6 separate regions of the Homo sapiens genome follow, and regions 2, 3, 4, 5 and 6 are each linked to region 1. The links are chromatin loops, found by intact Hi-C in ENCODE. Cell type or tissue: heart left ventricle. All regions are shown on one strand. Region 1 overlaps SLC44A3-AS1 (SLC44A3 antisense RNA 1). Region 2 overlaps SLC44A3-AS1 (SLC44A3 antisense RNA 1). Region 3 overlaps ABCD3 (ATP binding cassette subfamily D member 3). Region 4 holds the start of F3 (coagulation factor III, tissue factor). Region 5 overlaps ABCD3 (ATP binding cassette subfamily D member 3). Region 6 overlaps LOC105378861 (a long non-coding RNA gene).

Evidence for each region. A loop is a pair of places that touch in the nucleus more often than their neighbours do. Peaks named below come from ENCODE experiments on the same cell type or tissue, not always from the same donor. Only the 100,000 strongest peaks of a DNase experiment are listed, where the experiment ranks them.
Region 2: it touches region 1 in a loop (4-fold over the local background); 25 of 110 quality-filtered maps call a loop at or near these places.
Region 3: a loop joins it to region 1, with 9 times the contacts of the local background. A loop is called at or near these places in 98 of 110 quality-filtered maps.
Region 4: it touches region 1 in a loop (4-fold over the local background); 26 of 110 quality-filtered maps call a loop at or near these places.
Region 5: it touches region 1 in a loop (10-fold over the local background); 75 of 110 quality-filtered maps call a loop at or near these places.
Region 6: a loop joins it to region 1, with 4 times the contacts of the local background. A loop is called at or near these places in 33 of 110 quality-filtered maps.

Annotation. Positions count from the first base shown.
Region 1 is chr1:94,799,700-94,803,699 of GRCh38, forward strand. All of the region lies in intron 1 of SLC44A3-AS1 (SLC44A3 antisense RNA 1), which reads right to left. Among named protein-coding and RNA genes, the nearest start is that of SLC44A3-AS1, 19 kb to the right of the region's middle. RefSeq lists enhancers at 2,595-2,674, 2,755-2,814. In heart left ventricle, a CTCF peak has its summit at 2,487 (motif pointing left); a DNase peak (open chromatin) is centred at 2,678; H3K4me3 peaks cover 496 bases; H3K27ac peaks cover 2,001 bases.
Region 2 is chr1:94,656,453-94,660,452 of GRCh38, forward strand. The region is part of intron 3 of SLC44A3-AS1 (SLC44A3 antisense RNA 1); the gene reads right to left. Among named protein-coding and RNA genes, the nearest start is that of MIR378G, 87 kb to the right of the region's middle. RefSeq lists an enhancer at 2,855-3,373. In heart left ventricle, no CTCF peak of the experiment used is centred here; a DNase peak (open chromatin) is centred at 1,519; H3K27ac peaks cover 1,040 bases.
Region 3 is chr1:94,511,838-94,515,837 of GRCh38, forward strand. ABCD3 (ATP binding cassette subfamily D member 3) reads left to right here. Exons shown (of 23, transcript NM_002858.4): 22 at 3,309-3,365. Among named protein-coding and RNA genes, the nearest start is that of F3, 28 kb to the right of the region's middle. In heart left ventricle, a CTCF peak has its summit at 2,459 (motif pointing right); no DNase peak of the experiment used is centred here.
Region 4 is chr1:94,539,199-94,543,198 of GRCh38, forward strand. F3 (coagulation factor III, tissue factor) reads right to left here and starts at 2,561. Exons shown (of 6, transcript NM_001993.5): 1 at 2,339-2,561; 2 at 1,059-1,170. The coding sequence starts at 2,438. It overlaps LOC124904223 (a long non-coding RNA gene), which reads left to right and starts at 2,776. Exons shown (of 2, transcript XR_007066234.1): 1 at 2,776-4,000. RefSeq lists a silencer at 2,481-2,760. In heart left ventricle, a CTCF peak has its summit at 2,467; DNase peaks (open chromatin) are centred at 2,723 and 3,203; H3K4me3 peaks cover 4,000 bases; H3K27ac peaks cover 4,000 bases.
Region 5 is chr1:94,479,511-94,483,510 of GRCh38, forward strand. It overlaps ABCD3 (ATP binding cassette subfamily D member 3), which reads left to right. Exons shown (of 23, transcript NM_002858.4): 9 at 954-1,096; 10 at 3,660-3,729. Among named protein-coding and RNA genes, the nearest start is that of F3, 60 kb to the right of the region's middle. In heart left ventricle, CTCF peaks have their summits at 2,121 (motif pointing right) and 2,139 (motif pointing right); no DNase peak of the experiment used is centred here.
Region 6 is chr1:94,597,696-94,601,695 of GRCh38, forward strand. All of the region lies in intron 1 of LOC105378861 (a long non-coding RNA gene), which reads left to right. Among named protein-coding and RNA genes, the nearest start is that of MIR12133, 56 kb to the left of the region's middle. In heart left ventricle, a CTCF peak has its summit at 1,968; no DNase peak of the experiment used is centred here.

The sequences.
Region 1 (4,000 bases):
CATGCTATCATATAATTTTCAAAAATATTTTAATAACTGTGTAAAGTGTTCTTGAGTGAATAATTTAATTATTTCTTTTTTAAGGAACATTCTGATTGTTTTAGCTATTATAAACAGAACTATAAATAAATTTTGTACAAATTTTGTATGAAAACTTTAATCTTTTTACATATGTAAAATTGTTTTTTTTTAACATGTGTAGAATCCAAAAAATGGAATTACTGTATCAAAGGTCATGAGCTTTTTAAGTCTTAGGATAGTAGTTACAATATTACAACTGACCTGTTATCAAACTACTCTCTATTACAACTGACCCTGTTATCTAATTACTCTCTTCCATTGGAATTGGCATCATAAACTGGTATAATGCTTTAAGAAAGCACTGGTAATATGGATTAATTTATGTGCAGCCAGGTTCCAAAAAGGATTTGAAGCAGTTTACAAAAGCAAACACAGTTAAATAATTTGATTAAGTAGAAAAATCCAGGTAAAAGGGAAAAGTAAGAAAAGAAACAACTAGCATTTATTGAATACTTATTGCATATTAGCACTGTGTTAAATTCATCGTATATAATTTCATTTAATTCCTGCAGCACAGAGGTAAATATTATTATCCCCATTTTCTAGATAAGAAAATGGAGGCCTAGGCCAGGTGTGGTGGCTCATGCCTGTGATCCCAGCACTTTGGGAGGCCAAGGTGGGCAGATCACATGAGGTCAGGAGTTCAAGACCAGCCTGGCCAACATGTTGAAACCCCATCTCTACTAAAAATACAAAAATTAGCTGGGCATGGTGGTGGGTGCCTGTAGTCCCAGTTACTTGGGAACCTGAGGCAGGAGAATCACTTGAACCCAGGAGGCTGAGGTTGCAGTGAGCCAAGATCACACCTTTGCTCTCCAGCCTGGGTGACACAGCGAGACTCTGTCTCAAAAAAAAAAAAAAAAAAAAAAGAGAAAATGGAGGCCTAGAAAGTTAATAACTTGCTCAAATTCACAAAACCAGTAAGAGACAAAACAGTCAAAGTCTGGAATTTGAGCTCTCATCCATTATGCTGCACTTCATGTGGGGATGTACTAAAGTACATTTATTAGGGCTAAGCCACTTTCCAGTGGTCTATGCAGCGACAGAGGAAAATTTAAAGATTTGTGGTATTCATATGTTAAACACAAACCAATTTCTTCTCAGTGTGAGCATACTATTTCATTGCACTCTCTCCAACATTTGGATCATTTTATTTTTAACGTGCATACAGTACTTAAGACATTAGTCAGCGAATGCTATATCACTGTTGTTTTCATTTTAATATCAGGAGTTTACATCTTTCATATGATAATTTATTCCTGTGTCTGCATGTCTTCCTTTGTAAACTGGCCAACATTTTTGCTCATTTTTCTGTTGTTTTCCCCTAAAATTTTTATGATCCTACCTTAGAATAAAGATACAAGGTTTTTAGAAACTATTTGCAGTAGATATGACAATCCCTAGTTTTGAATTCCTATCATTTTACATTAATTTATGTCTGTAGTCAAGTATTTTCCAATATGATTTTCTATTACTTGAAAACTTAGTCCTTCATCCTCTAGAAACTTGGCAAATAGTAAAATTTACATCTGTGAAGTCTTTCTATGATACAATGCCTGTTTAATTCTCATTCATCCAGAATATATTTCAAGCCATGATGTAAATTGAGAACCTATACACTTTCTTTTTATTATTACTGCTTATTTATTATTTTATTCATTTATTTTATGTGTAGCTTTGTTCCAACAAGAATTTTATTTATTCATTATTATTTATGTAGTCCTTCTGTCTATAACATGTAGTTAATTCTTGCACAGTGTATGTAATATGCAGTATCTTTAGGCCACTGAGTGTACTCCACAGAAGTCATCCTTCTGTCACTGTAACCCTATCACGTGCACTGATAACACAAGTACTCCCAAAATGACCCAGTCTCCTTTTGAATTTGATAAATTGCCTGAATATACACTTAGGTAAATTTTAACAATACTTTGCCAAGCCTTCTACCCCACGAAATAATCCTAGTGGATTTAGTTTGAAATAGCATTAAATGTACAAATTAACTTTGAAACAAGTCCTATCTTCACAATGTTTTCCTTTCTTGACATGATGGGCCTTCTGTTTATTCCAGCCTTCTTTCGCATTGCTCATTGAAATTTGTGCCTTTATTTCTATCTGTTACATTTGTTTCCCATTCTGCCCCCACTTTAGTTTCACTTTGTATCTTCCCATTTCCTTAGAGAATGAACAGCCACACATAATGCAATAGGACTTTTATTTAGGGTAGATGAGAAATCCTAGATCAGTTTTCATTTTACTAAACAATTAGTTAACAGAAGCATTGCCTAAGAGGCCTGTGCTCTAACTAGAACGGCAGAGTTCTCCAAGTCATTTGTTTCATCTGGTTAATAACCACTTGAAAGCCCTGTGCTCTCTTTCAAGTTACTTGGCTCCATCTTCTGGTTTGAATTATGAGTACTTGGAGTAAGGGCAGTTAAAAGTTGCCAGAGCAGGGCTGAGACTGGGGTGAGGTGAGTTGCGCATCTAGGGTCCAGATTTAAGGAAGCGTCTGCTCTCAGGCCCCCTGGTGCCTCGTCCACCACACCTGGTCCCAGCCTGCCCCAGGGAACCGGCTGCTGTGAGCCAGCTACCATCTGGCAAGCAGTTGGGAGAGGGAGCCACCGTTTCCCCCATAGCTCTGCCCTGGGCCTGCACAGTGGGAGTTGCTGTCACCGTCCACAAGGAGCACTTGGCCCAGCCTGGCTAATGGGCCCCACTCTTGTTTCTCCAGGTCACTTTTGTGTTTTGTAGATGCAAGAGCCATCTACAGCTGGAACCGACTGACAGCCCAACACCATCTAAATGCTCTTACAAGATCCGTAAAGCCAAATCATTTCCATTTGAGAAGCACTTTGTCTGAACTGTGTTATTGGTCCATGGGTCATGACCTCCCTCTAGCCTGTGCCACCCTAACTGCCCTTAACTGTCCAGAACAACAACCACCCCTGCCCCTGAAGCCTTCCCTGAAAGGCTTCAAGCACAAGAGCTCGTTTTTTAAAAATCCAAGAAGAGCTGAATATGAGCAGATGAAAGCAGCTATAATAAAATGATTATAAAACCTGTATGGGAGGGGGGTTTAGATAGATGTGACACTTGATTCCACAGTCTTTCCATGCTGTTCAAATGCAGAGAGTAAAATATTTTTGGTTTTGTGCTATTTACACTTAGTAGTGTTCCAATATCTTTAATTTGTGAGTATTAAAAACATTCTTTAGTTTTATTATTTTGAAATGAATACTCAGTAAATCTTCCAAAGATGTAGAGGAGGGTTGGGTAAGAGAAACTTATATAAACGTCTTAGTTAACAAAGTGAGGGATATTCTCCTTAGTTAGAAATGGCTCTAAAAACCGAAAAACTAAGATTATAAAATTTAGAATGAGAGATAAAAGGAAAAAGAAAAGCAAAGCAAGGTTGAGGAGCAAATAAGAGGGAAGAGAACATCAGAGAGCAGAAATGTGGCAGGAGCAGGAAGAGGCCCACACACAGTAAGACCCCGGGACAGATTCGAGGCAGCAGACAGGGCTGGGGCATTCAGTGTGGGGCAAATGGGCCTCCCCACCACCACCCCACACAAATTGCTCACAATAATCCTCAAAATTAGCACTTAGTACAATCATTTTTGTTACTAATAATGACTGTATGCCTTTGAGAAAGTTGAGGCACACAGTTCCCCCACTTAAAGCAGCAATATTGATCTATTTCATTATAATGTTATTTGTCTCTTAAATCACTTGTTATAAAAGCAAATAGATATATCAACCCATAAAAGACACAATGGTTTACATTCTTCATGCTCTGAGTGCTGCTGTAAGCCCTGTGACAACAGCTGTGCTTTTTGGCAGTGAACATGAACTCACATCTGTCAGTGCTGTCAGCCATGGAGCCCTCTCCTGTCCCATCCTGAGCTGATATCCAGCA
Region 2 (4,000 bases), 140 kb before region 1:
TAGAGACCCCCAGACATGATTCTCAGAGTCTGCCCTGACATGTCACCCCAGAAGATCGAGGTCTTTGGTCCTTGAGCCCTTTACTTTGAACACGAGAAGTGTTTGCTCGTGGGATCTACACAAGTCTTTTTTTTTTTTTGGAGATGGAGTCTCGCTCTGTCACCTAGGCTGGAGTGCAATGGCACAATCTCAGCTCACTGCAAACTCCGCCTCCCCGTTCAAGCGATTGTCCTGCTTCAGCCTCCCAAGTAGCTGGGATTACCGATGCCCGCCACCAGGCCCGGCTAATTTTTGTATTTTTAGTAGAGATGGGGCTTCACCAGGCTGACCAGGCTGGTCTTGAACTCCTGACCTCAGGTGATCCACCCCCTCTGGCCTCCCAAAGTGCTGGGATTACAGGCATGAGCCACCATGCCCAACCTCAAGTCTTTTCTGATCCTAACATTCTGGGACCTAATCACTTCAAAGGAGACATGCCATTTCCAGCTGAGGCCCCAAGAGGAATGTTTTATGGTGGACAACTCTGAGGGCTGGCATGGGGCCTGGAGAGGGAATGGAAAGGAAGAAGGGAGCTGATGGGAGGTCCACAAGGACTTTTGTTGAATGGTGGGGAGGGGGCAAGGCAGAAAGCAACTTATGGCATGATTCTACCCAGAGACAGCCCAGCCTTTGAAAACTTGCCTCGCCCAGAGTGAGAAAGATTTAAACAACACACACACACCCACACACACACCCACATACGCCCCCCCATCATACATATATTCCATGCATTTCTTAATTAAGGGAATGCTAACATTTCTTTAAAGTACAGTTCTTAAAATGATATTTGGAGACCACATTCTTTAACTTGTGAGAATATACCTCCAACCTCTTAATAAAATTGTGATTAAAAAAAACTTTCTCTAATTGTGGCTAAATTTGATGTCATTGATTAAAATGTATGCCAATTTGCAACATTAATAACCTTGTTGCTATGCCTGTTCTACCAAAACCCTTTTCCTAGTATTTCTTACATCACCACACATCTGAAAAAGTTTCTTTCATGCGCGTCCGTGTGAAGAGACCACCAAACAGGCTTTGTGTGAGCAACATGGCTGTTTATTTCACCTGGGTGCAGGCGGGCTGAGTCCGAAAAGAGAGTCAGCGAAGGGAGATAGGGGTGGGGCCGTTTTATAGGATTTGGGAAGGTAATGGAAAATTACAGTCAAAGGGGGTTGTTCTCTGGTGGGCAGGGGCGGGGGTCACAAGGTGCTCAGTGGGGGAGCTTCTGAGCCAGGAGAAGGAAATTCACAGGGTTAATCACTCAGTGAAGGTGGGGCAGGAACAAATCACAATGGTGGAATGTCATCAGTTAAGGTGGGGCAGGGCCTTTTCACTTCTTTTGTGATTCTTCAGTTACTTCAGGCCATCTGGGCATATACGTGCAAGTCACAGGGGATGCGATGGCTTGGCTTGTGCTCAGAGGCCTGACAGTTTCCACTGGGCTTCTCCCCTCCAAAGAGTTCCTGGGATGGCCTTGGGATCCACGTGGTGGGAATCAGCCCACAGGTGGGGGAGGGGAAGGTGCTCTTCACCTGTGTTGCATCAGCAGCGTGAGCTGCTGCTATCAAGTGTTGAAAAGAATGTGAGACAAAAAGAGATAATATTTGAAATGGAAAGAAAATAGTATTACTAAGCCAAGTGATCAAATATTGCCAATTTTGCTTGCCAGCTATCATGAACTGATAACAAATTAGCAAAAGGCCAAACTTACATGCACGAAGTTGTCCTAAGCAGTGGCCAGATCCAGACATAACACATATCTCTAGATATCATTCATGGCTTACAAGCTTTGTAGTCTTTGCCCTGTGATGAGGCTATCCTCCCAGCGGGGTAGGAGGAAATGATTCCTTGTGCTCTAGCTGGTTGTAGTGGCTTATACTCTGGCCAGGAGGTCAGAAAACTGTCACAGAACCAACTCTACTCATTATTTGCTGTGTGCTTTGGCCAAGTCTCCTAACTCATTGGAGTCTGTATTTCTTTATCTCTGAAATGACAGCAACACTCAACACACGTTGACTGAGGACAGACTGTATGCTAGTCTGAACTATGTGTGAGTGAACACATAGTCATCACTTCCATGAGAGTGGAATAGTCGATATAAAACTCAGTACCACATGTGAGTGACTCCAAATATTACAGCATCCTCATTTGCTAAATGAACTCTTAAGAAAAGGTTTTTACTTTTATATTTGTTGATATTAAAATATATCAGGATGTTAATTAAATAGACAAATGTCTGTGCATAATAATGTGTTATTTTAATTACTTATAGGTAAAATCACATGCTATTCATTAATTTGTAAATCTTGATTAAAATGTTGAGTTTTCATTATATATTTAAAAATCACAGCCAGGCACAGTGGCTCACGCCTGTAATCCCAGAACTTTGGGAGGCCAAAGAGGGCAGGTCACCTGAGGTCAGGAGGTCAAGACCAGCCTGGCCAACATGGTGAAACCCCGTCTCTACTAAAAATATTTTTTTAAAAATTAGCCAGACATGGTGGTGGGGACCTGTAATCCCAGCTACTCAGGAGGCTGAGGCAGAAGAATTGCTTGAACCCAGGAGATGGAGGTTGCAGTGAGTTGACACGGTGCCACTGCACTCCAGTCTGGGTGAGATAGTGAGACTCCGTCCCAAAAAAAAAAAAAAAAAAAAAAAAAAAAATCACATCATGTTTATAATGCAGAAATACTGCCTTTACCCACTCACAATGCAATACTTTTAATCAAATTCTTCCAGTGCACTTTTGATATCAGTGTTTTGACATTCCCTATGGCCAGTCTTCAAGCCCATTTTTCAGAGCACAGCATCTTCATATTCATCTGGATTGCTTGAGATTCAGCACTTCTTGAATCTAAATATGATGTTGTCATTGAAAATTATACCTCATGCCATGATAGTTTTTTCCCTATTTGTGATCTCATAAGATAACTGTCACGCCTCTGAGCCCAAGCTAAGTCATCATATCCCCAATGACCTGCATGTATACATCCAGATGGCCTGAAGCAACTGAAGATCCACAAAAGAAGTGAAAATAGCCTTAACTGATGACATTCCACCATTGTGATTTGTTTCTGCCCCACCCTAACTGATCAATGTACTTTGTAATCTCCCCCACCCTTAAGAAGGTTCTTTGCAATTCTCCCCACCCTTAAGAAGGTTCTTTGCAATTCTCCCCACCCTTAAGAAGGTTCTTTGTAATTCTCCCCACCCTTGAGAATGTACTTTGTGAGATCCACGCCCTGACCCCAAAACATTGCTCCTAACTCCACCGCCTATCCCAAAACCTATAAGAACCGATGATAATCCCACCACCCTTTGCTGACTCTCTTTTCGGACTCAGCCTGCCTGCACCCAGGTGAAATAAACAGCATTTTTGCTCACACAAAGCCTGTTTCTATGCAGCCACAAAAATTGATGAGTTCATGTCCTTTGTAGGGACATGGATGAAGCTGGAAACCATCATTCTCAGCAAACTATCTCAAGGACAAAAACCCAAACACCGCTTGTTCTCGCTCATAGGTGGGAATTGAACAATAAGAACACATGGACACAGGAAGGGGAACATCACACACCGGGGACTGTTGTGGGGTGGGGGGAGGGGGGAGGGATAGCATTAGGAGATGTACCTAATGCTAAATGACGAGTTAATGGGTGCAGCACACTAACATGGCACATGTATACATATGTAACAAACCTGCATGTTGTGCACATGTACCCTAAAACTTAAAGTATAATAATAATAAAATAAAATTAAAAAAGAAAAGCCTGTTTGGTGGTCTCTTCACATGGACACGTGAGACAATAACCACATATCCTTCAAGTATGGTATATTAATAATGTTGACTTTCAACATGATCTTTATATGGTTTGTTTACTGTGACCTCCAACACTCAACAATTGAGAGGTCAGAGCCTCAGGAATAATTGCCAAACGTGTCAGATTTCTTTGCCACTT
Region 3 (4,000 bases), 290 kb before region 1:
TCCATCAGCTCCTTTAAGCACTTCCCTGTATTGGTTATTCTAGTTATACATTCTTCTAAACTTTTTTCAAAGTTTTCAGCTTCTTTGCCTTTGGTTTGAATTTCCTCCCGTAGCTCGGAGTAATTTGATCGTCTGAAGCCTTCTTCTCTCAGCTCGTCAAAGTCATTCTCCGTCCAGCTTTGTTCCGTTGCTGGTGAGGAACTGCGTTCCTTTGGAGGAGGAGAGGCGCTCTGCTTTTTAGAGTTTCCAGTTTTTCTGCTCTGTTTTTTCCCCATCTTTGTGGTTTTATCTACTTTTGGTCTTTGGTGACCGTGATGTACAGATGGGTTTTTGGTGTGGATGTCCTTTCTGTTTGTTAGTTTTCCTTCTGACAGACAGGACCCTCACTACTGATTTCTTCTCTTCTTTCCTCCCTTTTTCCTTTTTTTCCTTCCTAAATGATATAGAAATTTTAGGTAGTCATGTAAAAGATATCTCATTGATATATAAATGAGATATAAAAGATACCTCATTTATGTAAAACAACATATTTAAATCTCTTTATAATTCTCTTTATATATGGGAAATATATTTAAATATGTTGTTTTATATAAATGAGATATAAAAGATAAAAGATATAAAAGATACCTCATTTATATAAAACAACGTATTTAAATCTATTTCACTTTACCTCATTACTTAGAGTTAATAAACTGACCTTTTCTTAATTTTTCCATTAACTTTATCTAAACATTAGAGTTTTTTTATGAATAAAACTCAACAATAATTATTTGGCAATTTTTAATTTATCCGTTTTATTTTCTAGCCTGAGCAATATTTTACCAAAGCTGCTTTTAGTAGCTAAGTCTGAGGCTATCTTTATTGGTTCCATTCTTTAAGTAATTATTCAATAGTATCAGTTTTCTTTCTTTGAGAAATTGTTACCAACATCTATACTATGGTTAAATTTTGGAACAAATGTAGTATATCCTAGCTGTTTTATAGTTTCTATATAAGTAAATGAGGTAGATGAGGATTTTTAACATTTTGTATGTGTTCTTTGGGAGTTCTCAATAAATAAAAAAGGTCATATTGAGTATATATATTATGAATTCCTACTATTCCAAGTGTGTTCATGATCAGCAGCAGCAGTGTCACCTAGGGGTTTGTTAGAAATGCAGAATTTCAAGCCCTGCTAAATCAGAATCTGCATTTTACCAAAATTCTAAGATGATTCAAATGCGCATTAAAGTTTGAGAAGCACTGGCGTGATGATGAAAGAATTTGCTATTCTTTGTAGAAAGATTTTAACTACTGATTTTATCTTGTTAATGATTTATTTTCTATTCTTGAATTTGCTTTGGTAATATATAATTATACATTTGTTCATGTTGGTTTTCAAATATATAGGTATTAGAGATGTTTATGGTATTCTCATGTACATAAAACCATGTAGTCTGCAGTTGATTCAATGACATAGCAGCTCTTTGCTGGTAATTTTGACCACGTGATTTCCTCTTATGCTCTAGCTATAGGCTTGAAGTCCCCACATAAGACTGTATAAATTCTATAAAACATCAGTTCCATTTAAAAGAAAATTCATATGGGGCCTCATTGATAATTTAAATTACTGTGATACCACTTAAACATGTATAAACATGATGAGGTGTGAATTCCTTAAGCTTAGAGCTCTTTTACAGCTACAAAACTAATATAAACTTACACATTAAATACATTAAATACAGACAAAACTTAAATACAGTTTCAAATTTACAACATTAAAGAGACCTATGATACCGTTTAGATGAAACTAAACCAGTGGTTTGGGATTTAATTAAGGAAAGATAGAATCTGAGGTTCAAATTTCATTATTTTGCATTTTGCTTTTTATTTTGACTTATATACTTCATATATTTTTTATATCCTCATGTAAAGAATGTGTGCATTAAGTAGATGTCTAATCCAATTATTGTAGTATCATAAACAGAGAAATAATATCTTAAATGAGCTCTGAAAAATCAGAAAAGTGTGGTATGGTTGAAATATATGTTTTATTAATACTGATAATATGCTTATTTTATTATGCAATTCCTAACCAATTTAAGAACCTTTTTACAGTGCAGCCAAACTTATTACACATTAGAAGTTTTATTTTATATCACTTTGGCAATCAGAGGTGTAGATACAAACCGAGGAACTTGAATCTCATGGTAAAAATGATCTAGAATATACTTATAATGATCTTTTAAAAATTATCATCAAAATGAAAATAAAATTAAGAAACCATGGTGGAAATTTCCCAGATGCCCTAAGCATGCATTTGCCAGCCTTGAGTGATCCACTTGGAGGAACAGTGACCCAGAGTGGGGTTTCTCAGTCCTGGCACTATTGACCTTTTCACTGTTAATTCCTAGTTGGGCAGGGTTGAGGGTTGCTGTGCACTGGAGGATGTTTAGAAAGCATCCCTGGCCTCTGCCCATTAGATGGCAGTAGTGCTTTCAGTTGTGAAAATAAAAATGCCTCCAGTCATTGCCAAATGTCCCCCTGAGGGACAAATATCACTGACCTCCCCACCTTGGTTGAGAACCACTGATCTAGAGCAACTACAGCTATTATCTATTAATGTTTTTTTTTTTTTGAAAATCTGAAGTACAGATCTATAAATACGTATTCACAATCTGAAATCCAGAAAGTGCTTAAATTTAAAACATTTTTCATAATTTTGTAGCAAGCTCACTGGGTAAAACTTCGCCTAAGCTAACAAAAGATATTTAAACTCTATATGTCTCAATATCAGTGTCCATGTGTGTTGCTACAGAAACATTTATGTGTTTAATTATAAAATTCTGCCTCAGAACTCTCTGGGGGTGTTAAATAATACATTTTCAAAATCTGAATTCCAAGACACATTCCAAAACAGTAGTTTACGGTAGGGGATTATGACCCTGTATTTGAAAAGCAAGTTGACTGTCAACAATGCTATACTGATTTAATTTTTCCTGATTTTGACCTTTGGCTATTTTTATCCTTCTCATATTCCTCTCATATATTTTTCACAATAAAATAGGAGACATGATAGGAGATATGTTTTTTGCCCAAAAGAAAATAATACACTTAATGCCAGTACCTGGTAGTTTTTATTATGTGGTTGATGGCCAGTACTTTCCATTGCTATAAACATTTTGCATCCAGTTGTAAATTTTTTCTCATTGACATTGCTTTTTAACTTTAGTCACTGAAGACTGTCCTCTTAACAGCTTAAAGTACATGGACTAGTTTAATTTGTGACTCTGTTACTCATTAAACCTAAATCATTTTCTTTGTATTAGGTTGGCATCACTCTCTTCACTGTGTCTCATAGGAAATCTCTTTGGAAACATCATGAGGTTTGTATTTCTTTCATTGAATGGTACAGTGAAATTTTATTTTCTTTAAAATATGAATTCAGGTTAATATGGTTTTAGATTTTATGGTTTGTATTCCCTTAAACATATGTCTTAAGGAGAAAAGGTGGTTTTGTTTTATAAAATAGGATTTTCTTAAATATTATAGTTGTCAGTTTTGAAAGCAATGGTGTAACAGTTTTTCTCCAGTTTTATAAGTGACTCTTATCTGTTAATAGTAACTGACTAAACTTTGCATAGTCTTATCACAAATATGGTGAAGTAAACTTTTCTTATCCAGCAGTGACAGAGGAGAAAAAGTCTTAAGAAGAATTAGATGGCAAAAAATTTAGGGACATTTTTAATAGAGGTCAGGACTACAAGGGGGAAGATTGAATAACATAAGCTATGTTTATCAATGTACTGTAGTAAGTAGGATTCATTAGATAGTCACTATAATTTACAAAGATATTCAAATGAGGCTTACATTGGTGCACGTGTATTACTTATTCTGGTGCTTCAGTAGTGCCATTCTCACTATGTCAGTTCTTTTCAACTCAATGTGAAATGCTCAAAACCTGAAAGTAAACCCAGTTTAATTCTCTTTATTTTCTTTCCTCCTCCCTCCCTCCCTCCCT
Region 4 (4,000 bases), 260 kb before region 1:
TAATCATTATTTCATGTTATGAAATTCCTTCATCTTTCTCTCCCCCCACCCCCATACATATCCACACATGCATGCACGTATGCATGCAAGTTCTCCTTGCTGGTTTGGCAACTACTGTCATGAAGTTCATTTTGAAAAACAAGAACATTCACTTAAAAGATGCATCGTTATCTAGAAGTTGCATTCCTAATGCTGTAAAAGGCCTGGCACAAGCTAAAACAAAACAGAACAGCAAAATACCTTTTGTTTTAGCTAGTGCTACTTTTGTACTTTTATGTAATTAGCATTAAAATAATTTCCACAGCAGCTATTCTCTATTTCATAAGATCTCTACCAAGCCTCCTAGAACATTTCAAAAACCAAAAACTTGCCAAGAATATGGTGAAAACCATCAAGGAAGTCATAACCTTTAGATTGAACATGCTGAATTATCGCCTCCTGGGGACAGCTGCCAGTCAGAGTTGAGGCACCAAGAAGCAGAGCCACACCAGACCCAGAGGGTGCAGACAGCAGAGTATTTCTGCTCTGCCAGGCTCAGTGAGTCACGCATTTGGCCTCCTCCACTAAGATCATGTATTCTACCAGATTTCGATTCATGGAGTCCAAAGATGAATGAATCAAACACTGCTTAAGGGCAATGTATACATTGGGATTCCTCCCCACCTCTTCCCTAAGGTGTTAGACATTGTTCACAGTCTAGACAGCAACAGAAAAAGACATCAATGTTTAGATGAGATTAATTAATCTATCATGACCCAAAGCACACTTCAGTGCCTACTCAAGATGGTTCATCTCTCCACAGTTTATACTCCACTTAGGAACTCTCCCATCATTTCCAAAAACAATTAAAACAATTAAAATGTTCTATCAGTTTAAGGTCTGGAAATGTTGCAGGCCTAATAGAGTATGACACCGGCCAGCGAATTGCCAAGAATCCCTTCTTCTTCGTCATCTGTTAAATAATTTCATCCAGTAATCAGCTTTAAAGACATTCTTGTTCAGCATAGGACAGTAGAAACATCAAAGACCTTAATTTTCTTTTTCTGTACCCAGCTTACCTTATTTGAACAGTGTAGACTTGATTGACGGGTTTGGGTTCCCACTCCAAAATTGTCTTGAAATTAGTTGATTTCCAAGTTAAATTATATGCTGCCACAGTATTTGTAGTGCCTTTAAACAACAGAGAAACAGCTATTATTACATGCACTTCAGAGCACTCGAATGTATTGATGTATAAAACACCTTCCCACCTGACATCACCATAAACCTCACTTTTTATTTTTCAACCACAAAAGCTTCATTAGTGAATTATCAAGAGAAAAAGAATCTTCAAATTTTTTCTAGACCTAGAATTTCTTCATGACAAGATTCACCTTGTAATCCCAGGACACCGGCAAGGATCTTGACATTTTCGTTTGAAATTATTCATGGGCAAAGCCTTGTTATAACTTGACCGGGAAGAGCCCAGAGCCATCAGTGTGCCAGTCCAGGACTCAGCTCAGGAAGAGTCAGGTTCAGCCCGCCAGGAAGGGTTTTCAGTAAGTTATGGAAAAAGATAAATCCCACACGTGTGACAAGAGTTAGGACTGCATACAAATGAAAAAAGCCAAACTTCACTTTTTCCACTTTTATCTGAAATGTCGCTACACTGAAACTTCCACAGAGACCCACGGGGACGTGTGGCCTGTCACACCGTCGGCTGTATTGGATCAGGATTATTTCTTATGAAGGTCTGCTTTGCCAGTACGCAGCAGGTCCCAGTCTCTACGCCGTCCCGAACACCTCGTAGAAATACGGGGCATGCACAACGTTGTACCTGCTCCAATCTAAGCAGCAATCCAGCCCTTTTGGATTGCCTCTACCCAAACCTAGAACAAAGATGGCCAGGAAAAGACCAGGGACGCTCTTTATTAAGGGAAGATGCACATATAATGAAAGATAATATCCAAACCTCTGCACGCCAACACGTGCAGACGCAGGCACAAGTCCTATCATATTGAAGGTCGCAACTCACTGGGAAGCCCTTTCCCCAGAGTTAAAGCGGGAGCTAAAAGTCCGCTTATGCAACAACAGTCCAATTACTCGGACACCCCGAGCAAAACTCTCCAGCGGAAGGGGCAGCGGGGTCTGGGGCGCCAACTCCCTCCCTGCAACTCCCGCCGGCGCCCGACGGACTCGGTTCATTCAAGCCGGGCTGGGTGAGCGCAGCCGAGTCCCGTAGGCGCGGGGGACAACATGGGCGCCCCGGGGAACCAGGGCGAGCCCGCTGCCAGCCAGGACTGTCGCCTCCCTCCTGCGTGTGGCGCGCCCCGGGCTTCCAGGGGCTGGTGCCACTCACCTGAAGCGCCGGCCACCTGGGCGAAGACCCAGCCGAGCAGGAGCGTCCGAGCGACGGCGGTCTCGGGGCGCGGGACCCGGGGCCAGGCAGGGGTCTCCATGTCTACCAGTTGGCGGCGAGATCGAGCGGGTTCCGTGGCGCCCGTGGGGCTGGGGAGGTTGGGCTGAAGGCGCCCTGGGCCGGCCAGAGGGAGTGCGAGGGGGTGCGGGGAGCTCGCAGTCTTGGGGAGCCGGTGCCCCGCGCGCTATAAAGGGCCGGCGGCGCGCTCTCCCGCGCCTCTGCCCGCCCCCGGCGCCCGCCCCCGCCGCTCCTCCCGACTCCCCGCCCCCGGCCCGGGTCACTTGCCGTCGCGGTGGGCGGCCCCCGGCGAGTCCACACCCCTGCCCCGCCTCCTCCCGGTAGGAAACTCCGGGACCCTGCAAGGGATGACTCACCCCAGTGATTCAACCGCGCCACCGAGCGCGGAGCTGCCCTGGAGGACGCAGGCGGGTCTAGTTGCCCGGGTCCCCCAAGGCCCCCGGATTCACCCAGGCCCGCGACTCCGACGTGCAGCTTAGGTGGGTTGCAGGTCTATGGCAGGAAAGGGAGGGCGCCTTGGAAGAATTCTTCCCTTCCATTTGGTGATAAAGTGGGAGAGGCGGCATTTACAACATTTAATAGAAAGCACGGGCTCTGGGCTCCCCTCGGGCAGCGGAGGGCATTTCCCGGATGCTTTGCCCACCTGGGGCAGAAGCTCGGGACCTGCAGCGAAGTAAACGTGTGGCTGTGAGCAGGGCCCTCTCCCAGCCACGGTGGCTTCTTCTACCCCACGAAGGTCAAGAATACCTGGCCTGCCCACCTCGCGGGGCCCTTAGCGGGTCGCACAGGAGAAAGGCGGTGGGAATGCCGGTGTCAGCCACGGTGTGACCGGCTCGGCTCACAGGTCTGAGGGTCAGTTGGCTCAGGCATCGCCCGGTACGACCAGAGATAGTGACTGAGGAAGAGCAGCCTCACATCTGGCAGTTTGCCTCTGGGAGAATTCCAGCGTGACATCTGCAGCTCTGTGGTTCCAGAAAGGATGGTTCCCACATTGAAGAAGACATCTGTGGGACTGAGTTCCACCGAAATGCAGAGGAACCAAAAATGAAAATGAAAAATGTAACCAGAGTTGTGTGCCACTAGTTTTAAGCTTTGGTTTTTCTAAATTATTTTCTGGCTTCTCCTTCTGGGCTTTGCTGTAAACTTGCCAAGCATGAGAACAACTCTTCATCTATTGAGTGGCATTTTAAGCCATCCTGTCAAAGTATCTCCTGTCATTTTTATTATTATTACTCTATATTGCCTGCAAGACACGACTGGAGAATTCTTAGTGTAAGAATTGTTTGTTTCCTCTCTCCTTCTTTCCCACGTTTTCCCAGGGAAGTCAGTCTTGCATTTTAATGCATACTATATACATATCTCGTTTAGCTTACTGAACCACTTGTTTTAACAGAATAAAACTGTGCAAAATTTTAATTTTCCTCCTTTGCCTGAACTGAAATAGCACATCCAGGTTTAGCCCTTGTAGACTTTCCTTCCTCGAAGCAGAAAGTTGCCCTTGATGATTTCCTCTTTGAGCTCTCTGCCAGCTCTGAAACCCACAAAATTTATGTTTGCAAAACTAAGCCATGCAATCCTCTTTTT
Region 5 (4,000 bases), 320 kb before region 1:
AATTCCTGCTGAAGAGGAATTACAATGTGGTAAAACAGGTAGATAGTCAAACAATTATGATGCAGCATGATAAAGTTTAGTAATAGAAGTTTCAAGAAAGTATTTAGTGCCAAGAAGAACTGGAGGTGATATCTGAGCTACTTTGGGGAGGTAAGTAAACATCCATTAGATTATGTCAGGCTTGCCAAACATAAGAACAACCTCACTGAATGGAAACTGTTCAGGAAACATTTATATATTTTAGTATGGCAGAGTATAGGGTATATAGGGGAATGAGGGAAGTGCCTATGATGAACTTGGAAAGGTATGCTTCAAGCATACCTTTCTTTTTCTCTTGGGATGGTCAATGGGTGATGAGGTCACGTACAAAGTTATTAATACATAGTACAGCAGCTGGAAGCAAGATGTACACGCAGGGAAAGACAGAGCTCGTTCAGGGGGAGCTGAACTTGAGGCATCTGCACAGTATTAAGGTAAAGATGTGTAGTACTTATTTCTTGGGTTCATAAGAGTGATAGGACTAGAGGTATAGATTTGAGATGAGAAGAGAACTAAGGAAGGAGTTTGAGGGAATATTAACATTAAAAAAGAAGGCAAGAAAAAGAGGTCTAAGAATTATTGTGGAATCTTAAGAGATTATCAAGAAGAGTTCCAACAGGAGAGTGTTAGATAACATAGAAAAACTGTGAACTGCAATTAGGAGTTTTTAGGTGAGCAAAATGTAGGAGAGCTGAGGGATAAGCTACAGTGGTAAGAGGAAAAGCCCATGAGTAGTAAAAGTGTAGAGGCTACTGTGTACTTTTTCAGAAAAAAAACAAAGGGAAAAAATTACCCAGTAGGGCAATTTCTTTCAGTCATTGAGGTTAATTATAAAAATTGTACATGTTTGTATCTAAGTGAATTTATTATTATATCCCAGAACTTTGTGTATCTTTCTCTCCCAATAATAATAGGGCCCAGCGAGCATGATGGCCTACTTGGTTGTTTCTGGGCTATTCCTAACTCGACTTCGAAGACCCATTGGTAAGATGACAATAACTGAGCAAAAGTATGAAGGAGAATATAGATATGTTAATTCTCGGCTCATCACAAACAGGTAAAGACAAATGCATTAAAGCCTTGCTAAAAATTAATTTCTATGGATATTGATGTCATTTAAATTGACTCCAAAAAGTCTAGTGACACTGTTACTGTAATAATGTGCATATTGTGTTGAAAATATACATTATGAAAGAGACTAGTTTTATAAAGTAGTAATCATGAATATTTTGAACTCTTTTTCTTACTAACCATGTAGTATTCCTGATTCACCTGTTCATACCTTCTGTTGATGAATTTTCTGTTAATTTTACTTCAGACATAATCAGTTTACAATTCAAATTTCAACTTACAATACCTGTTCCAAGACAATTTTGTCTCAATTTTTCCACAAATATTTTTATTTTGACTGTTCATAATGCTCAATGATTCACTGTCACTGCATGTGCCTCTACCTATTTTCTAGAGTTTTTTAAATGTAAGATAGGAAGAAAAAGTGTGGACTTTGGAGCCAGCCATACTAGCTTCAAAATCTACCTCTTCCACTTATCAGTTGCATGTATTTGATTTTAGCGAATTATTCATAGTTTCACTTTTGTTTATAATAGGTAGATAATATAGGGTTGCAATGAGGATTAAATTTGATAATACATATAAAGCTTCCAGCTCAGTTTTTTATATGGAGCAACTGCTCAATAAATGTTCTCATATATTGATCTGTTAATGTTAAGTCATTTTGAGGGTTCTAATATGTATTTAATATTCTACTCTATAGGCATTTGCAAATGACAGTTCCCTCTTCCTTTATTTCCTTGGATTGCTAAAATAGTACAAGTTTTAAATAGGGTTTTTTGCTCTAGGGAGGCAGCGGAATAGAGTTAAGAGGTGATTTGCCAAGTAAATGAAAGATGCCTTTTAGTGAAAGAAGCAGAAAGCATGACTCATGGCTCCAGTAATAAGAACACTCACTGCTTCACGTGAGAACCCTTAAGACAGGGCAGTTCCAGGTATGGCATTATCAGGGCTCTGGCTCTCTGGTGTTCTCTTGGCTCTGCCCTGCTTTGTATGCTGCCCCATTCCTCGGGCTAATTCTTCTTGTGACCACAAGATGGCGATAGCAGTTACAGATTTCACTAGCTCCTCTCCCCTGCAGAAAGCTCCAGAAACAAAAAGGGGCCATCTCGCCTGGTGTGTCTTTATGAGAGCAAAGAAACCTTTCCCAAGAGTCCCACAACTGACTTTCCCTCATATCTTATTGGCTGGAATGGTTACTTGACCATGCCTAAAGCAATCACAGCAAAGTGATTGGCTTAGACCAGTTGGGACCCTAAATGGGGTTGAGGCATTCCTAAAGCATTAGGGTACATGGAAAATAATAGATAACTTTACAAAAGTTGGGATTATTTTAGGAAGAAGAACAATGAAGAGAATAGATGTTGGATGGGCAGCCATCAATATTCCAGGATGTTTTATCCTTTCAGATTTTTCATTAAGGCTAAAATGACTCAGTTCAGGAGGAGAATCCTCACCTCATCTTCTTCCATAGGCTTAGGTGTGGAGAGGAGATAGAAGGAAGTTTTTTTAAAAAGTAATTAGAGGTATAGAATTGTAGGCTTCTTATACTCTTGAGTCTCTGTCATTGTGTCAAGGAAACCATGAAACGCGTGACAAATGTGTCATATCTTATGGGAAGTTAATTTTACTTGAAGTGGTTGAGGTAGGTGGTACCTTGTTTTTATGAAAAACGCAGGTCCATTTCAAAATAGAAATATAAAACATAAATTGTTTAGGGGAAAAAAGAGACTTTAAAGAAATATTTCAACCTTGCCTTCTAGACTTCTCTATAAATATTTTTCTCTGCCATAAGAGGTACTTTGCTGGGAAAGCTTACATCATTCCTGTGTAATAGAAAGACTATAAATGTTAGGGTCAGATAGGAGTTATGATTTCAGCTCCCTGACCTGCTGGCTCTGCAACCTTTACAAATTTACTTAACTACACTGAACTTCTCTTCATCTATAAAATACCTTTTTTTTCTAGTCGTGATCCCTGTGGCCCTTGTGGACCCATGCACATCTGCTCAGGAAACGTGGAATTGTTGTGAGGATATGATGGGGTTCCAGGGTTTCCTCCTGGGAGCTGGCACTTTGAAGCCGGTGGGACTTAGCCTGCTTTTCTGTCTTTAAAAGGCTGTATGTCAAGTCATCACTATCCATCTTTTTCTAGCTGTTGCTTTTTCATCTCTTTCTTGTTTGGGCCTGTACTTTAACTTGAAGTCTGCAATGTTGGTCCCAGCCCTGCCTTTCTGTACATCACAGCAACTTCTTTCTCTAATTTCGAATTTCTGAGAATTCGTGCAGTATGTCTTTTGCAGCCAGGATACCTATGCCATAGGTTGCAGTCCAGCATATGATTCAGTCAGGAGTGTATTCCTGTGCTCCGATCAGCTGAGCTAGGAACAGAATCTCAGGTATAGACTGTGGCTTGAGATGCACCAGATAAGCTCTTAGTCACAAAATGTCCATTTAAATACAAACATTCAGCCATCATATACTGTATTTCAATTATTTTCCAAGCATAGGTAACATTAAAATTAATTGCTAAATTATTTTCTTTAATAGTGAAGAAATTGCCTTTTACAATGGGAATAAAAGAGAAAAGCAGACAGTCCACTCAGTCTTCCGAAAACTGGTAAGATAACACACTTGAGGTTCATGTGTTTATGGAAAGGGTTTTTTTTGTTTGTTTGTTTTGCCTATGGCCGACACACATACACACACACACAAACACACACGTATGTATACATATCTTAAAGATTTTTTGAAAAATAGCTATAAAGGATTTTATACTGCATTTTTAATAAAAAATATGAGATTAAAAACTATCATATCAATATATTCAAGTGCCCATTTATAAAATTGCATAGATTTATTAAAATAATATTAAGTGTACCATCTGATCT
Region 6 (4,000 bases), 200 kb before region 1:
AGCAGCAGGGAAATCTTCCTGCTTTCCCAAGTCTTCTGCCCTTCAGCAGAGGCAGCAATGTGGTCAAAGGCATGGATTCCAGGGCTGGCCAGACCTAGATTTGAATCCCAGCACTGCTGCTGATGAGCTGTGTAATCTTGGGAAAGTACTTCACTCCCTGGAATCTCAGGTTCTGCCTCAGCAAAATGAGGGTATTGCTCACCTCACATTGCACAGTCATAGTAATGAGGTAAGATCTTCCGTGTAAAGTGACTGTATGGTCCAGCGTGTGGCAAGCTCTCCATGAGTAACAGCTGTTGCTATTTCAGCTCCACCAGATGCTGTGTCTTATAGTGAACCAGGAGAGAATTTTGGAGAGAACACGCATGATAAAGCCCCCTGGGAAAAGTCACAGCAAAATCTCTCAAACCTGAGCTGGAAAAGAAAAGAGTTAGAAAAAAGGTATTTACTAATCACATCCCAGGTGTCCAGCTGTAACTTTACGAGTCTTTTATTTATTTATTTATTTTTACTTTTATTTTTTATTGAGATAAGATCTCACTGTGTCACCCAGGCTGGAGTACAGTGGCAGTCTTGGCTCACTGCAGCCTCAAATTCCCAGGCTCAGGTGATCCTCCCACCTCAGCATCCTGAGAAGCTGGAACCACAGGTGTGTGCCACCATGCCTGGCTAATTATTGTATTTTTTGTAGAGTTTTTCCATGTTGTCCAGGCTGGTTTCAAACTCCTAGGCTCAAGCGATTCACCCGCTTTGGCCTCCCAAAGTGCTGGAATTGAGCCACCACACCTGTGTGTCAAGCTATAATTTTAGGAGTCTTTGTAAAGAGATTTTTCATTTAACGTTTGGAGTAACTCCATGACATTGGAAATTTCATAGAAAGAAATCAGAGCTCAGGAATGTTTCTTTTTGGTTTAGGTTTGGATGCCTATGGCAGAAAAACCTAAAGTAATAATGACTAAAATAGGATAGAACTATATTTCCCTTTCATATGAAAGAAGTTTGTCAATAGACAATTCAGAGCTTATACAATTTTATGTAGTGGAAGGACATGAGCCCTTTTTGTCTTGTTGCTCTCAGCCTTAGCGTCTACCTTTTTTTTTTCTTTTTTTGAGACAGGGTCGTGCTCTGTCGCCAGGCTGCAGTGGCACGTGGCACGTGCAGTGGCACGATCTCGGCTCACCACAACCTCCGCCTGTCAGGTTCAAGTGATTCTCCTGCCTCAGCCTTCCGAGTAGCTAGTACTACAGGCGCACACCACCATGCCTAGTTAATTTTTTTGTATTTTTAGTAGAGACGAGATTTCACCATGTTGGTTAGGATGGTCTTGATCTCCTGACCTCATGATCTGCCAGCCTCAGCCTCCCAAAGTGCTGGGATTACAAGTGTGAGCCACCGTGCCCGGCCTTTAGCTTCTACTTTATGGTCTGATTCCCGCAATCCCCTCCATGTTCCAGCCAGCAGGCAAGAAGAAGGAACAAAAAAAGAGTGCACTCGCTTTTTTCAAGAACACCTCCTGAAAGTCGAATACATTGCTTTCACTTATAACTCATCAGCTAAAACTTAGTCACATGGCTAGACCTAGTTGCAAGGGAGGTTGGGAAATGTAGTGTTTATTGTGGGAGGTCATTTACCCCACTAAAAATCCGGGCTTCTGATACGAAGGAAGTAAAGAATGGCTTTGGGACCAAACAACCAGCAATTTCTGCTTTTGGTGTGAAATAGCGTGCCCAGAGTTTCTCAGTTGTGCCCTGTCTGCAGAAGACACTGCATACCCCAGAGGCAAGTAGTAAGGACAGGGTGGGGGGCCGGAAGGGTGGGAGCTTAGCATAATGTCCACCCTCAAATTTGGGAGGTGGCTGTAGGGTTCCCGGCTGGCTCTCCTGCAATTCCAGTTACTTTGCCAGGAGCCTGGAGGACTCAGCTAACTGCCTGAATCTTCACTGCCACCTGGCTTTAGCCAGTGGTCACTGGTACTGAAGCCTGTTGCAGCCTGCAAGCCGGAGCGGAGAGGAAAAATTTCAAAGTCAGTGTTGAAATCATCAGGAGGAGTAAAAAGTAGAGCCATTTTTATTTCTTTCCAGGTCCCTGACCTCAGTTTCTCTTTGAGAGTGGTGGATTTGTGGTTCAGCTAATATTTAGTGAGCATCTACTTTATGCAAGACCCCAGATAGGCCCGAGGCAATACAGACTTGAGTGGACAGGGTCCTACTTTCAGGATCATAGATGTGTACACAGATAACTCTACGGCAAGGCCCCGGAAAAGGTAAAGTGAGGTGGGCAATCAGCCTAGGGGGTTGGGGGAACATTCAGGAAACAGAAGGCATTTGAGCTTGGCTTGGAGGAGCAGTTGGAATAGTGATTAGAGTAACTTGGGGAAATGGTCAAAGGGCACCCCAAAGAAAGAAAAGAAGAGCAGAAAGGGCCTGAGAAAAAGTAATTAACGTAGAACCATTGGAGTTTATGGAGGCTGTGTGGTGTGTGTGTGTAGTGTGTATGTGCATGTTTTTAGAATGGACATGGGCATGGAGATGGGGTGGAATGAGATGAGAGAAAAAACTGGGAAAGTAGTTTGAAGTAGCTCGCAGCAGGCTGTACATGCTAGAATAAGAACCCCAGGCTTTATTATGTAGAAAGGAGAAAGTCATCAAAAAATTTTGAAAGGGGGTAACATAATAGGCTTCCCTTTCTGTCATATATATATATATATATATATACATATTTTTTTTAATATAAAGCAGCAGACATTCTCTAAGAGGGCCAAACACCAACACAAGTCACAATAGAGAGGGCTTATTATCGGCATTTTCAGTTTTCCATTTACAGACATTCTATAGTTAGATGATGACAAATTTCCATGGGAAAAGCTCAAAGTGTGGAATGAGCATAGTTCTGTTCCCATCTGAATAGGTTGTCACTAGCCAAGGTCACTGGGGAGGAGGCTCTAGAGACTTGTCCAGATACAGCTTCTCTCTCTGTGGGTTAGACTTAGCCTGACTCCCCAGGAGCAGGGCAGCCTCACCTGAATGGTAGCTGAGCAGGGCACTGAGCAGGGAGGGACAAGAGCTTCCTCTGCCCAAGCCCAGGGCACCTGGAAAGCCAGCCTCCTCTCCTGGAGGAAAGGAGGAGATTGAGAGGGTGACCCGGGGTGGTGGACAACTGCATCCCTCATGTTCTCTGCCACTTCCACCTACACTGTTGCAGTGTCTGAGAAACTTATCAGAACAAGTTCTCCTGTCCATTAAATAGCATTTAATCCTCCGAGGAGCCTTAAGAATTGGGAATATGCTACATTTTACTCTGGAAAATATGTTTAGTTTTTTGGTACTCACTGAAAACCTGGTGCATGGGAGACTGAAAAAAATAAAATGATGTTTTATGCACATGAAAGCAGCAAGTTATGTCAGTTACTTCATCTGTTACCAAGGATTTGGGAATTTTAGAGGCTCACTGGGTAAAAGCAGACTTTATTTTCATTTCCTAGACTGAAACAATATAGGGTTGTGAGAAGTTTAACTGTAATTTTTTTGTCATTGTTTAAAGCTGCAACTTTGAACATTGTGCTGAAACTTAGATCTGAGAGATCAGCAGATCTATATAGTAGCATCTGATTTGTCAGGGATCATCAGGGGATGAGGCATTTCAGAGAAATAAAATATTCCAGTATTTAAATCATATCTCTTGAGGGTCTTAATGTTTGTGTTAATCATTTTTTGATGTAAGAGTTTCCCAAATCTCCAGCTAACCCACTGCCTTGTGAAACAAGAATGCAGTATCAGATCCCATTTGCCCTGCTGATTTAAGAGCATTTGTATGAAAGCCAGTTATCAGATCATTCTGATGCACTGCCCTCTGAGGCTACCAAAACTTGTTGGGTGTTTACCCCTGTCTTCAGCGGACCCATTTGTCATCATCCTATAATTCTGTTAGCCATAAGTACCCCCAGTATATTTTCCTGGGCAAGAATGTGGTATTTCTGTCTGGTGTTGGCATTAGAGGATCT